Linked DNA regions of Homo sapiens: region 1 is linked to region 2. A link is an interaction called in ENCODE POLR2A ChIA-PET data of the cell type or tissue named here. Cell type or tissue: PC-3. All regions are shown on one strand. Links, peaks and the distances in the headings refer to the core of each region. The heading gives the core; the rest is flanking DNA.

The links. Peaks named below come from ENCODE experiments on the same cell type or tissue, not always from the same donor. Only the 100,000 strongest peaks of a DNase experiment are listed, where the experiment ranks them.
Region 1: POLR2A ChIA-PET joins it to region 2 with 6 read pairs; 2 of 35 experiments call an interaction of 5 or more read pairs at or near these places.

Annotation. Positions count from the first base shown.
Region 1 is chr4:53,779,121-53,786,124 of GRCh38, reverse strand. No RefSeq gene overlaps it. Among named protein-coding and RNA genes, the nearest start is that of LNX1-AS2, 190 kb to the right of the region's middle. In PC-3, for the core only: no CTCF peak of the experiment used is centred there; DNase peaks (open chromatin) are centred at 4,284 and 5,034; H3K4me3 peaks cover 1,535 bases; H3K27ac peaks cover 2,500 bases.
Region 2 is chr4:53,708,732-53,715,735 of GRCh38, reverse strand. All of the region lies in intron 1 of LOC100506444 (a long non-coding RNA gene), which reads right to left. Among named protein-coding and RNA genes, the nearest start is that of LNX1-AS2, 120 kb to the right of the region's middle. In PC-3, for the core only: no CTCF peak of the experiment used is centred there; no DNase peak of the experiment used is centred there.

The sequences.
Region 1 (7,004 bases), core at 3,073-5,572, 69 kb before region 2:
CATGCCTACAATTCCACTGCTAAAAGCTTCACCCTCTAGAATCAAGGGCGCTAAGCAAACTATCTGCAAAGGGCCAGAGAATAAATATTCTCGGTTTTATAGGCTACATGTGGTCTTCCTTACATATTTTTCTCCTTCTTTTTAAAATTTATAATAACATTTAAAAAATATGAAACACATTTTTTTTTTAACTGGAGAGGGTAAGCAGGCCACATTGGGCTCAAGAACGACAATTTGCCAACCTGCGTTTAATGAGACTCAGTTTTCTGATTAAATTATCATCTGCATAAAGGAGGCTCTGGGAGGGGAAGGGTTCTGAGGGGGGAAGGGGTTTTCTCTCTTCTGTGCCTCTGCCTCTGTCTCTGTCAGGAGAGGAGAGATGGCAGTGATGGTCACAGAGGAGAGGACCCACTGAAGGGACTAAATGGCTGAAAGACATAAAATAGACCTGGATGCCTGAATCAAATCTCCACACTGTCTGATTCTGCCTGAAGCCAGCCTTTTTCACAGTATTCAACCATTAGGGAAGAACAAGTGAGAACTAGATTCACATCTGCACTTTGATATGCCTTTCATTCCACGACTCAGAGATGCTGTCATTTTTCAGCAATCCAATCCAGCAAGATGCTCAGAAGTTAAAATGCTAAAATCTGATTTCACAAATAATTTATTCCCATTGACAGACTCTTTTCATACCATAACCTTTCATTCCAAGCAGCAGAAGAAGAGGCTACAGTTCCACTCTGACAACAAGAAGAACCCCCCTGGATGATAGAATCAGATCAGTAAATGCAGACCCCATGGCCAGGAGACTCCCATCTGCATTTGGCAGAAAACTGGCTTGTGAAGATGCTTGCCACTGGGTCCTAACAGATGCGACTCCACAGAGGAGAGAAGGAAAGTGCTGAAGTTTAATAAAATTGAGCCTGGAAGGAATGTAGGCTACTTCTTCATCAAAAGAGATGAAGATGATAGATCAGGTTTTTCTTTGGCCAAAATATCGAAAAGAAAAAAATTATAAACATGCTTAATAAAATTTGGAATGATAATCCTTCATGGTTTCTATTATACTAAGGCATAAATCCCAAGGGCTCCTTGTTTCCTGCTCAAAGCTCATTCTTTCCCTAAGTTTCTTTATATACAATGTATTAGTCAGGTTTATCCAGCAAAACAGAACCAATTGATGGATATATAAGACAGTGTGGTTGCTCTTAAGAAAATCTATACTTTCTATTGGTGATGTGTGTGTGTGTCTGTGTGTGTGTTTGTGTGTGTGGAGGGAGAGAGAGAGAGAGAGAGAAAGGGATATATAAAGACAGACAGAGTTTTGTTTTACAAAGTAGTCTGGGTGTGGAGGCTCATACCTGTAATCCCAGCACTTTGGGAGGCGAAGGCAGAAGGATCACTTGAGCCCAGGAATTCAAGACCAGCCTGGGGAAGATGGTGAAACTTCATCTCTACAGAAAATAAAAATAAAAGTAGCCAGGCATGGTGGCCAATGTCTGTGATCCCAGCTACATGGAAGGCTGAGACAGGAGAACTGCTTGGGCCCAGGAGGTTGAGGCTGCAATGAGCTATGTTCATGCCACTGCACCCCAGCCTCTGTGACAGAGTGAGACCCTGTCTCAAAAAAAAAAAAAAAAAATGCTCACACAATTGTGGGCTGGCAAATCTAAAATCTACAGGTCAGGCCAGCAGGCTGGAAACCCAGGAAAGAGTTGCTATTGCAGCTTGAGTCCAGAGTCAGCCTGCAAGCAGAATTCTCTTTCTCGGGGATGCCAGTCTTTTTCTCATAAAGTCTTCAACTGATTGGATGAGGCTCACCCATATTATGGATCTGCCTTACCTGAAGCCTACTAATTTAAATGTCAATCTCATCTAAAATTATTTTTATAGCAACAACATCTAGACTGGTGTTTGATCAAATACCTGGGTACTACTACGGCTTAGCTAAGTTGACACGTAAAATTAACCATCATGCTCATCATCCTATTATTTTCTTTGGGCTCCTCAAATTAGTCACAGGTACTAGATAATAAAGTTGTGGCTCTGTCATCCTTTACTGGAATGACCAAAAAGAACAGCAATAGATTATCCCTAAATGGCATATCCTATCTGTTAGAAATGTACTTGGCTGTAAGTGACAAAAATCAAAAACAATGAATTGAAGGGAAGAGTTTATTTTTCTCTCATATCAAGAAACCCAGTGAACCCAGTACAGGTGCAGTGGCTCACACCTGTAATCCCAGCACTTTGGCAGGCCAAGAAGAGAGGACTGCTTGAGCCCAGGGGTTTGAGACCAGCCTGGGAAACATGGCAGAACCCCATCTTCAAATAATAAAAATTAGCTGGGCATGGCAAAATGAGCCTGTAGTACCAGCTGCTCAGGAAGCTGAGATGGATCACTGGAGCTCAGGAGATTGAGGCTGTAGTGAGCCAGGATTGCACCACTGCACTCTAGCTGGGGTGACAGAGCAATACCCTGTCAAAAAGAAAAAAAAAAGAGAGAGAGAGAGATAAAGAAACAATAAGAGACCGTAAGAAGAAGAAAAAAGAGATAAAGAGGCCATAAGAGAACCATACTCTTTCTATCTTTTGCTTTGCTATCTTAATGTGTCAGATTTCCCCCAACACTTATTGTCTCATAGTTTCATATTAGCTGCAATAGCTCCAGATATCACATGAACATTCAAGGCACAGAAAAACCAGGGTGGAAAGAGAGAGTGGCTTTTTCCCTCCTGGAATCCTCCCCTGCAGTCTTCCACTTGTTCCATCAACAGCACTGTCACATGGCCACCTTGAGCTGCAAGGGAGGCTGGGAAAACAAGTACTTCTCAGAGCTGGGCACATTGATGTTCCAAACAGAACTAGAGCTCTATTGGCCAAAAAAAAAAAAAAAAAAAAAAAAAAAGGCAGGGGTGGATATCATTATTGAATGAGTAACTCAATAATCATATTGAGTGAATCATTGTAAACTGTCCCTTGTCTGCCACAAGGACAGTTTGCATTGATTTTTATCTGGATTTGAAAAGTGTTTATTGAATTATGCATTTAGTCGTTCTTTCAGAAAACATCTTCCATAGGATGGTTTTGAGATACCATGTTGTGTAAGACAGTGCACTTGCTCTTAAGAAAATTAAATCTGTACTGGAGTTTTCCAAGAACAAACCACTTGTTAGGAGAGAGGCGTTTAGAAGAGGAATACCCAACTCACGCTTCAGGAAGTGGCAGGTGGAGAAACTGAGACAGCTTCCAAGAGGAGATGGTGGTAGAACAAAGATGGTAGAAGAAAGGATGGCTAGGAGTTGGTCTTAAGGATGAGGAGGCTGAAATAAGGCAAAAGCCAAAGGTCCAAGGTATGAGAGTGTGCTATGCAAACCAGTCAGGGTGTCTCCAGGAAAACAGGCACCTCTTTAAGGATGTACAGCACAGGGAATGGAAAGCAGGGGATTGGCTATATGGTAGAGAGAGCTGCTGAGAGTTAACACGAGTGATGAGGCAATGCAGAGATTAGCATCAAGAAGCAGGAAGCCACTACCGACTCTGCTAAAGGAAAAAAGAAGGAACCAGAAGCTGAACCACAGTGGACCTGTTTTGGCAAGAGCTGGAACTACAGAGAAGACAGTCACTGCTGCAGAAATCACCCAAGGAAACAAGGAGAGAAATACCCTGGCTTCTCCCTCCTTTCTACCCTCCATTTTTTGCCAGTGTGTCTTCCTGGCCTAACCCAACCAGCTGGAAGTCTGAGACACAAGAGCCTGTGAACTGCAGCCTGCAAGGATCAGCCATCGTGAACTAAAACACAGCAGGCAAAGAGGGAGGATGGATTCAGGGCAAACAGATCCAGGACCAGTACTGCACCTTTAGGGAACTGTGAGTATAACTAGTGTGCCATAATGACAGCCAACATGTATAATAAGCCTTTACTAAATGCCAGAAATTATGCCAGATGTTTAGCATTTTCTATGCATTAACCTCTTTACTTAGTTTAGGTAAGGCACATAAAGAGGAGTGGGAGGAGATGACACTGGGATGTGGAATTAGAGCCAGGCTCACATAACAGAGGGCTCATGTGCCACGCCAACGGGTTTGCACTTTGTCCCGAAGGCACTTGGGAATCAACGAAGGGTTGGAAGAATTATACAGTCCGAGTAGCATTTCCAAAATATCATTTTGTGATCGTGTCTGAAGTTGTGAGGATTGCTAATTCATCAAATAAATAACGGAGGTCTGATGAAGAAGAACTGGGAGTGGGACCAGCTTCCCTTCCTGTTTCCCTCCTCAGAACAAACAGCCTCACTGCTGAACACTTGTGTCATCTGTTGACATAACTCGGATCTTCGTTTACTTTAGCTCAGCAAAACTGGAGTGGCAGACCTTTTTAAAACAAAATATTTATGACTAATCTATACAATAGTTACCATAGTTAATGTATTAATATATTACTCACCTCATTAATACACTTCTGGAGAAATCTACATCCTAGCAATGTTTTACAGAGTTTTTGTTCTATCTTCTAGTTTCTAAAAGTATATTATGGACCTTTTAGTTTTCAACTTTTAAGATAAATCAGTGTTGTTTGTCACTGGGTTGTGGAGGTGGCAGTTGGAGCCAGAACCTCAGATTAACTTGAAGTGTTGATACAATGTTATCACAGAGACAAGACTTATGGCCTTCAAAGGGACATTTAGAATTCCTCTCTTCCAATAACCTCTTTCACAGATGAGAAAAGTGAGCCCACACAGATAAAGCGATTAGCCCAAGGATGTGAAAGTAGTGAGTGGAGGTAGGACTACAACCCAGACTCCCAAACCAGTACTCCTTCCACTCTTGACATTATTGCTAAGGTGTTCAGAGCTAATAAGAAGCTGTCATTTAAAACAATATTACTCAGGTGGTAAAAATTCATCTCACATGGAATTACGCAGAAAAGGGAGTTTATTGGCTCTGGAAATAGTTTTAGGGGATACCAATTTCAGGCATGAGTCAGTCTAGGGAGTCACTATTGTCATCAGGACTAAGCCATGTGCTGTTTCTTGGAAGACTTTCTAGGCTGCTTTCATTCAGTCATGCTCAGCCAGGATGGAGCAAGGTTGTAACCAAATGTCCCAGGCTCTCAACTCATCAGCTTGGTATCTTCAGTGGAAAGGATGTATTTCTTTTCCAAGAATGTGAAAGTCTAGGTATTGAGTTTTATTGGTTTAGTTTGGGCCGTGTGTCCGTTTTTGAACCAATCACTGGAGCCATAGTGAATGGATGGCTCTGATTGGCTAGGTCTGGCTCCTATGTCTGTGCTAGCTTCAGGGGATGGGCTCCACTCTCTGTTTTGGAATTATATATTTGGAAAGTGAGGATGGTAAGATTTCCTGAAGGAATATCAAAGTTCCATCAAAGCAAAAAGGTTAAATGGGTGCTGGGCAGGCACAAACAACTGAAATATACTCCAGACACTGAGACTTATGTCTAGTACAGTGGATTTCTAACATTGGCGAGGTTTTCCTATTGGCTATTATCTTGCTATAGGAAATAATCCCATTTGGGTAAAATGGACTTCTCTTGTGCAAAGTGCATGCTCCACTATGAAATTGAGAGAAGCCAATCGTTCCACGACTTTTAGCCTGTGAAAAGATGATGATCCTGAGTTGAGGTAATATACCTCCACCACCCGCTATGGATCCATGACTGTTGCATCCCAAACAATTCTCTGAGAAACACTCTGTTAACAAAGAAGTTCTTGCCTCAGCTCTGCTTTATAGCCACTCTAGTTAAATAAACTGCATTAAGCATCCAAGATGCCCAGGGAAGCTCAGAGAAAGGAGCTTGAAGTCAGGAGAGTTTGTCTGTTCAGAGCTCTCCCAAAGGAAACAGGGATCCAAATGAATCTGAGCATTGAAATGAAGAAGAATAAGCATGCATGTCAGCATCAGTGTATATTTGGCGGCTTCACTGGACTTGTCATAATCTGTGACAAATTAGCAAAAGCAAGTCAATCTTAGTAAGCAAAAACATATAGGATGTTGTTCCATTGTAATTTAAGCTTTACTGCTTCTATTTTCTGCCTCTGCTCTTTTAGTTCAAAAGTGTATCAAGAATAGTCATGGAAGTTTGACAAAGCATTGTTCATAGGCTTGTTTAAAAGCTACCATCTCTTCGTGGAGAGCAGAGATAAGTGGAGAACTTTGTAAGCATGTTTACAAGGTCAGAAACCATTTTTTTAATCTGAAAAAATAATTTGAATGCATATGGCAAAAGCACAATTCAAAAGTTAAAGGGAAAATGACAAAAATTGAAGAACTATATAACGTATTAAAATCTGATAAAGAATACCTTTTATCTCTTCGATATACTGATTTCTTCCTTTTGGTGTGTATTGCTGTGGGATTGCTGGATCATACAGTAGTTCTGTTTTTAGTTTTTGAGTAACCTCCATACTGTTCTCCCTAAATGCTTGAGGCAATGGATAGCCCAATTACCCTGATTTGATCATTATACACTGTATGCTTGTATCAAAAGATCACATGCACCCTATAAATATGTATAACTATGATGTACCCATAATAATTAAAAATAAAAATTTATTTTAAAAAGAATATATTTTATACATAAAAGGTTCTTACAAAGAAATAGATGAATACCACAACAGAAAAATGGGATAAAAGCATGAATAGCAAATTAATAAAAGAAAAAGAAATGGACAATACATATATGAAAAATTATTTGACCTCACTAGTAATTAAAGAAACAAAATTAAAACAACGAGACACAACTTTTGCTATACTGAATTAGCAAAAGACAGACAATACCCAGTGTTAGTCATGAGTATAAGAGAAGGGAGTATAGACTGATAAAACTTAGAGTGGGGGTTAAATGTTGAGAAAGTTGTAATTTGGCAACAATCATTCTAAGAAGCCACATAACATACATATCTTTGACTCAACCCCTCTAAAAATTTATCCTAGAGAAATAAGTTAGGAAATATTTAGCTACGGGGAGTTTTTGATAAG
Region 2 (7,004 bases), core at 1,624-4,123:
TCAAAGTTTAGATAAACCATGCCCTTACTTGACCTTGGGCCCAGTTATTTAACCTTCTAGACCATCAGTTTCTTCATCTCTAAAATGGATACAATCACACTAATATCATTGGGCTTTATGGAAAATAATGAAATTCCCAGCTGAGTGCAAGAACATAGTAAATGGACAATACGTGTAGCTGTTGTTATTTACTGCTTGTTAAGTGTTCAGGTCATCTATATGGGAGCATTTTCTCTTCTCCTGCTTAGTCTCTCAAAGATTCTTAGTACAGAGCACAACATGTACTACCTTCACTCTCAACTAAGTCCCATTGGAGAGTACATTCTCCATAAAAACAAAGGTAATTAAAGAGTCCAGTGTGTGCACGCTAGCCCAAGGAAAACTTACTCAAATTGACTTTCACTTTGATTCTCTGCCTGCCCTGAGATCTCCCTCAGCTTCTCCTTCTGGGTATCTACTCCGCCTAGCAGCTCCAGCAAAGAATTTTAAAAATAAAATGTTCTTGATCAATATCTTGATAAATTTCTTAAAGTCTTAATGTGGTGGACAAACAATTCCTTTTTTAATAAGCCTTTTTTTCTTTGAAAGAATCTCAATTGACATGATTGAACCAAAAGAAAATCGGCATGACATATATAATATTAAGCAGCTATAAATCTGGAAGAGATTCAAAACCCAGACAGAAGGCTTTGATTTTTTTAAAGCACATTTAATCATGTTTTAAAGCAAAATGAAAAACCACAAATCTGTTTAGACATTCCAAACATGAAGAAATAATATTTTTATCAAAATCTTGTAACCTTACTCACACCAAAAGAAATTGTTCCTAAGCAGCGCTGACAACTCTGTCTGAGATGTGAATCTGAAAACACGTTTTTAAAATTATACTTTGGAAGCTTTGAATATGCTCAATGAAATTCCAGAATTAATCCACTCCAGTTTTGCAGTAGGCACTGACTCATCTACATCTCCTTCCCTCTTCCCTTTTAGCAAAGCTACCCTACTCATTCCCCCAACACATACACACACACACACGTGCACACACACACACACACACCTTCAGTTAGAACCAATGGCTATGATACATCAAAAGAGTCACAGTTAATCCAATAGACTCTTTTTTTCTGTTCCTTGCCTCGGTTTTTTCACTTTAAATGGAGGAAAACATCTCACTTATCACCTGGAACATCTGCCAAATGAACCAAGATGCAGAGAAGCTCTGATTTAGGCATGGTAGGCTGGCTCTTCATGCTCATAAATCCAGGCTGTTTAGCAGTCCCTCGTAGAATGCCAAGAGAACTGCATGTTACTGATCCCCACAAATGCCAAAATTGCAATGGGTTGACATTTACTGTGCAGTCATCATATAACAAATGATTTACCTAGAAAGAGACACAGTCTTCCAGTGAGATGACAGTTAATCCTTCTTCCAGGCTTGGAGAGGTAGAGAGATTCCAGGAAACAAATTAGCTTTAAAAAGTCTCTGGTTTTAGCTGCATCGTACATAGTTCTTTTTTAAATATAACTTTTTAAAAGATATAATTCACATATATAAAACACATTCTTTAAAAGTGTACAATTCAGTGGTTTTTAGTGTATTCACAAATTTGTACAACCATCACTGTTATCTATTTCCAGAACATTGCAATCACTCCTAAAAGAAACACCATAACCACTAGCAGTCACTCCCCATTCCCCTCCAACTCTCCAGCCTTAGGCAATTGCTAATCTATTTTCTGTCCCTAGAGATTTGCCTACTCTTGACATTCATATATAAGGGATTATACAACATGTGGCCTTTTGTGTCTGGCTTCTTTCACTTAACAATGTTTTTAAGATTGTAGATGGGAGTTTTTGCTGATATGTTGAATTTCTCTTCTGATAACACTAACAGTTATCATATTTGGAGTGCTTCTCAATGCTGAAGTGCTTTCCATGCATAATCTCACTCCATCCTCACAACAGTAGAACGAGACATATACAATTATATCCATTTTACAGACGGGGAATTGACGTTTATAGAGAAGTCAAGTAACTCATCCAAGGCCAAACAGCTAGTAAGTGATTGAGGAAGGATTTCAATCCAGGCCTGCTTGACTCCAAAGCTTGTGATGTTAACCTCCAGGATCCACTGCCAGCATTCTTAGAGATGAGTTCTGTTTTTGTTGCCCTTTCCAGGGTCTTCTTTAAAACAGGAAAAAGTGTATTCCTAAGATGCTTGAGAGTTAAGGCAATTCCCCAGGGGCTGGACTCGTATGCAATGGGTCAGTGAAATGCAGCATGGCCATGTCTGCAAGCTGAGGAGAAGTGAGTGGCAGCTAGAAATGTAAGGCCTCAAGAATTCCAAGATCTCTAAGGAGAATGACCCCAGAGCTGTAGCACCCAGCATACCGGATGGGCAAATAGAAAGCGTGGGGTGTCTGGCTGACACTTGGAATGCCACCGACATCCCTGTCTAGGTCACTCATTGATGGGCTAATACATCAGATTATTAATATAATAATTAATAAATCATTTTTTCACAAAAACTGGTCTTGACAAACATTGGAGAAATATAAGAGCCATGTTGCTCATCACTATACCCTCACAGCAAGGTTCAATCCTAATAATCTGGGCATGGGATTCAATGTGTTTCTAAAGACTCTTTGAGGAGTGACAAAACATCCAAGCAGAGATTCATTAAAAGCTGTTGATTTTTATGTTTCTCCCAGATGAAATGACATAAATTACAGCTAAGATGCACAGTTCAGTCTTTAATCTCGACCAACCACTTCTTTTAATGCCTACCCTGAAATTTCAAGAAGCCACATGGTCAAGGAGAAATCAGCTTCACTTCTCCTGATTTTCATCCTCCCAATCCCTCGAGGCCATTATCTCCACAAATTCGACGTGATTAGAAGTGGAATGCATGGATTGTGAAGAAGCAAAACAGAGCATCTGAGTAATTCTTCCTTAAAACACTGGACCCTGGATGCATTTTGGATGCAGGTGCAGAGGAAATGGTCTTTAAATGATGACAAATTTTTAGGCACATGGTTAAAATGAAGCCAACCAACCTCAAATGCTCAGATTTTCATCCCACTGTGATTTTGAACTTGAGTTAAAGGGAGGCCTGTTCATCAGCCTGGCTCTCACCGTCTTTCCTGCTGTTTCTGGCAGCAGTAGCCTTTGTCTCAGGCTGAGCCCGGCTTTTCTGTGACCTTCACTATCACAGAAGTAAGCACAGTGCTTACTCAGTGCCGGAGTCAGACGAAAGCACACCTGAAACCCCACTCTGCTGAATTCAAGGTGTGAGGCAAATTACTTAACCTCTCTAAGCCTGTGTTTCCTCACTTGTTAAATGGGAATGTGAGTACCAACCTCTTATGGATCCTATGAGGATTCAGTAAAATTTCCATGTAAAATTTTCTTAAATTTGATTTAACAACAACTTTTTATAGGCTTCTCTTAAATGCTATAGAAACAAAAAATATTTATAGCTGAAAAAAAAAACAAAGCACTTGGCAGAGTGTTTGGCATGTAGTAAGTCCCAGTAAACATTAGCTATTGTTTTTACAAATTTCTCTCAGATCTTTGGAGGCACATTCCGGCAAGAGGTTGCACAGTCTTTATTTTAGTGTCCAGAAGACACACATGATTCAGAGAGGTTGGGAGGGAGTGAAAATGTGAGCTCTCTCTAGTGGGTGCTTTCTGGTACGAGCACTCTATCTGAAGGGAAAACCTTTCCAAAGGCTTAGAAATTGAAATGTTTTTGTGCTTAGCTCAGATCACCTCCTCTTGGGGGCAGAAAAGATGAGAAGGCCCAAATGAAGAGTCCAAACAATGGAAGGTGCAGTGGCAAGAGGCAACAACGACAAAGGCCAACACTGCTCAGGAGAGCAGGGGTCCAGAGGGTAGGAGCGGGAAGTGGGGATCCACGCCACAGGGGGATGGCAGAGCAGAGACAGCCATGGCCACAGCTAGCCACACAGCTGCTGGGAGCCAGTTAGGACCAGCAGGCTTTCTCTCAGGCAGCACATCCCTCACCAGGACCCATGAATTAATGAGTGGAGCACAGGCTGGATTTCAGTTCAGCTCCTCAAATGGGTCCTTGAGCAGGACTCAGACTTCACAGCCTTCAGCAGTGACCCTGGGCTGGGGGTGGGTGTCTGAATTTGGATATAACCCAAGAGTCCAGAACCAAGAAGTTGAGAGCAAGGAAGCTGATATCTGTGGAGGGCAGGAGAGGAATGAGGGAGGATCTTAGCAAAATGTTTCTCTATATTTTGCCACATCTGTGAACCACTATAATGGGTTAGCTTCTTCAGAAATGGAAGCTGAAATGAAGGTTGGGATATAGGATGTTCATTAGGGACTAGCACTGCAGAGGAAACAGGAAGGAAGTAGGATTGAGCAGAAGGAGAAATCAAACTGCTGTGCAGGCCTGACAAAGCCTCAGCCAATATAATGAGATGGAATGGGGGTCTGGAGCAAGAGGAAGGATTGGGACCCCATTAGAGGTTCCACCATCAGAGAAGGACATGGCCTCGGGCAGGGTGGCTCTCTGCAGTTGAGGTGGACCCTGAAGGAGCTTCCAGCCGGAGGCAGTCTGCTGACCACATTCCCCATGGCTTCAGCAAGGCCCTCCTTGAAAGGAGATCCGGGTGGCACATCTCCATGTGCCACCAAAAGCACCTCGACATCTATTCATGGTCAGTTCTCATTATTCACACTAGTTATATTCTATAACATCTCTGCAAATACTGAATTAGCAAATACTGAACCATTGCTCCCAGGTGAAATACAGGGTTAGATACCTGTGAGCCTCTGGTCATAACATTTTCATCAGTCAGTCAATACATGACCTTCTTTATATGTGTTTCCATTTAAAGACACCTTATTTAATACATATTGTTGACTCAGTGGCATTGAACTCATGACCAATATCACACTGTAACTATGCCTGAAGGAAGAGTGTCTAATACATGTAGGTTCTCCCTAAGGCACATCACAGCTTTCCTGCACTTAGGAAAGCTAGAGAGTACTGTGGCTCTACATGTGGGGGTCATTTTAACAGTGAAATTACCCAAAAAAAGGCAGAAATGCAAAAAACATGGCACTAAATCAATCACTTGATTATAGACACTTGTTTACAGTATGAGAGCTGAACAAAATAGAGCATTACCTTGCTGGGCCTCAGCTGAAAACTTGTATAGATGGCAACTCAAATGTTTTGCTGCTCCACACATGTCTGCAAACAATAGCAAAACCACTGCACATACTGACTTTGGAGTTACAGATACATTTTAGCAAGTTGGCAAATTCACAAATACTGAATCTATGAATAGTGAAGATCAACTGTACCTAACTTTTTTTTTTTTTTTTTTTTGAGACAGAATCTTACTCGGACATCCAGACTGGAGTGTAGTGGTGCGATCTTGGCTCACTGCAACCTCTATCTCCTGGGGTCAAGTGATTCTCAAGCCTCAGCCTCCCGAGTAGCTGCGATTACATGCATCACCAGGCTCGGCTAAGTTTTTGTATTTTTAGTAGAAACGGGGTTTCACTATGTTGGCCAGGCTGGTCTCGAACTCCTGGCCTCAAGTGATCCACCCACCTCGGCATCCCAAAGTGCTGGGATTACAGATGTGAGCCACCTCACCCATCCCAATCATATTTAATATTTTTATTTACCTCCTTTTTTGTAACATATATATTTATTCTCATTTTAGATACTATTATTGATGAAATCATGGTTTCACTGTGTTGGGTATATTTTTATTAACATACATTAATTTAAGAACATTCCTGTTAATAATAAGCTGTTCTTCTTTATGCCATTTAAAATTGTCTCATGCACCCCTAGTGGTACATAGATTTAAGGAGCTAGTGAACCTGGTAGGCTGGATTTTGTGGGTGACAAGGGATTCGATACATGAATGGTTTGTTTCCACCCAATCTCAGGAAAATCTTCTCTCCTTAGGTTTCTGTCAGAATCATTCATTTGTTCAAGGATCACTGGGCTAGAGGAAACCAATTTCTCTTCCATATCCACTCAGTGTAAGCTATGTTTATCTTTCACTTGCTAATAAAACAATAGCTTGTGTTTAATGTGGATTGATTCAAATAAGAGAATTCAGCAACTTTCCAAGTCCACCAACTTCTTCCTGTGTGGTTAAGCATTCCCACAGTTGATGAAAATGGAGAAAGGAAATTACAAAGGATTTGAATATTATCCTGAAAGTTATTTGTTTGCTTTTAAAATCTTAATAAAAGATTTCTCCAATTTATTTTTCATAACTTCATGGAAAGCAAGAATAATTTCTGTGAAAGAGGTGATTAGCAAGGCAAAAACACCATTTTATCTCAAAATACACTGCTAATCAATTTTAAGTGTTATCTCCATTTGTAATTTAGGATGTCCAGGGTTAATAACATTGCAAAGATTCTCTGATGGTGCAATAATCACGGGATGTAAATTGATTTCTTTCGGTGGGGTGTTTGTTAAAAGCATATGAGCTTTCTAATTGGCCTTCAGCCACTCTGCCACATTGTGATCTAACTATATTGCCCTATAATTTGTAAGCACTCACTGAGTTATTTATAGATAACATGAAATATTTGTTAGTTCACAGTGGATATGATTTAAACCAAACCAAAGACAGTATATAAATGTTAAAATCTTGAACCTATGTTAAAATGTTCAAGAGCCTATGTTCTATTTTCTTTCCTCTGTTGTGTCCTCTGATGAATATTACTACCCATGTCTGGGTTTCCTTTGTAATTCTCTTCCAATTAATTACTCCAGAGAGAGAAGAAAGAGTTGCTACAAATATAACATAATTAAAACTCACTAGTTTTAAGAGCGCGGACTGCAGATGAAGGGAAAATCTGTGGTCCCTATGCTTTATTATCTTGCAGAATCCTTCAGGACAATTCTGCTGTCCTTGGCTTTTAGAGCACCTGGTTTCCCTTTTTGTTTTATCCCATGATGGTGGCAGTAGGTTTGGTCTTCACAGAATGCA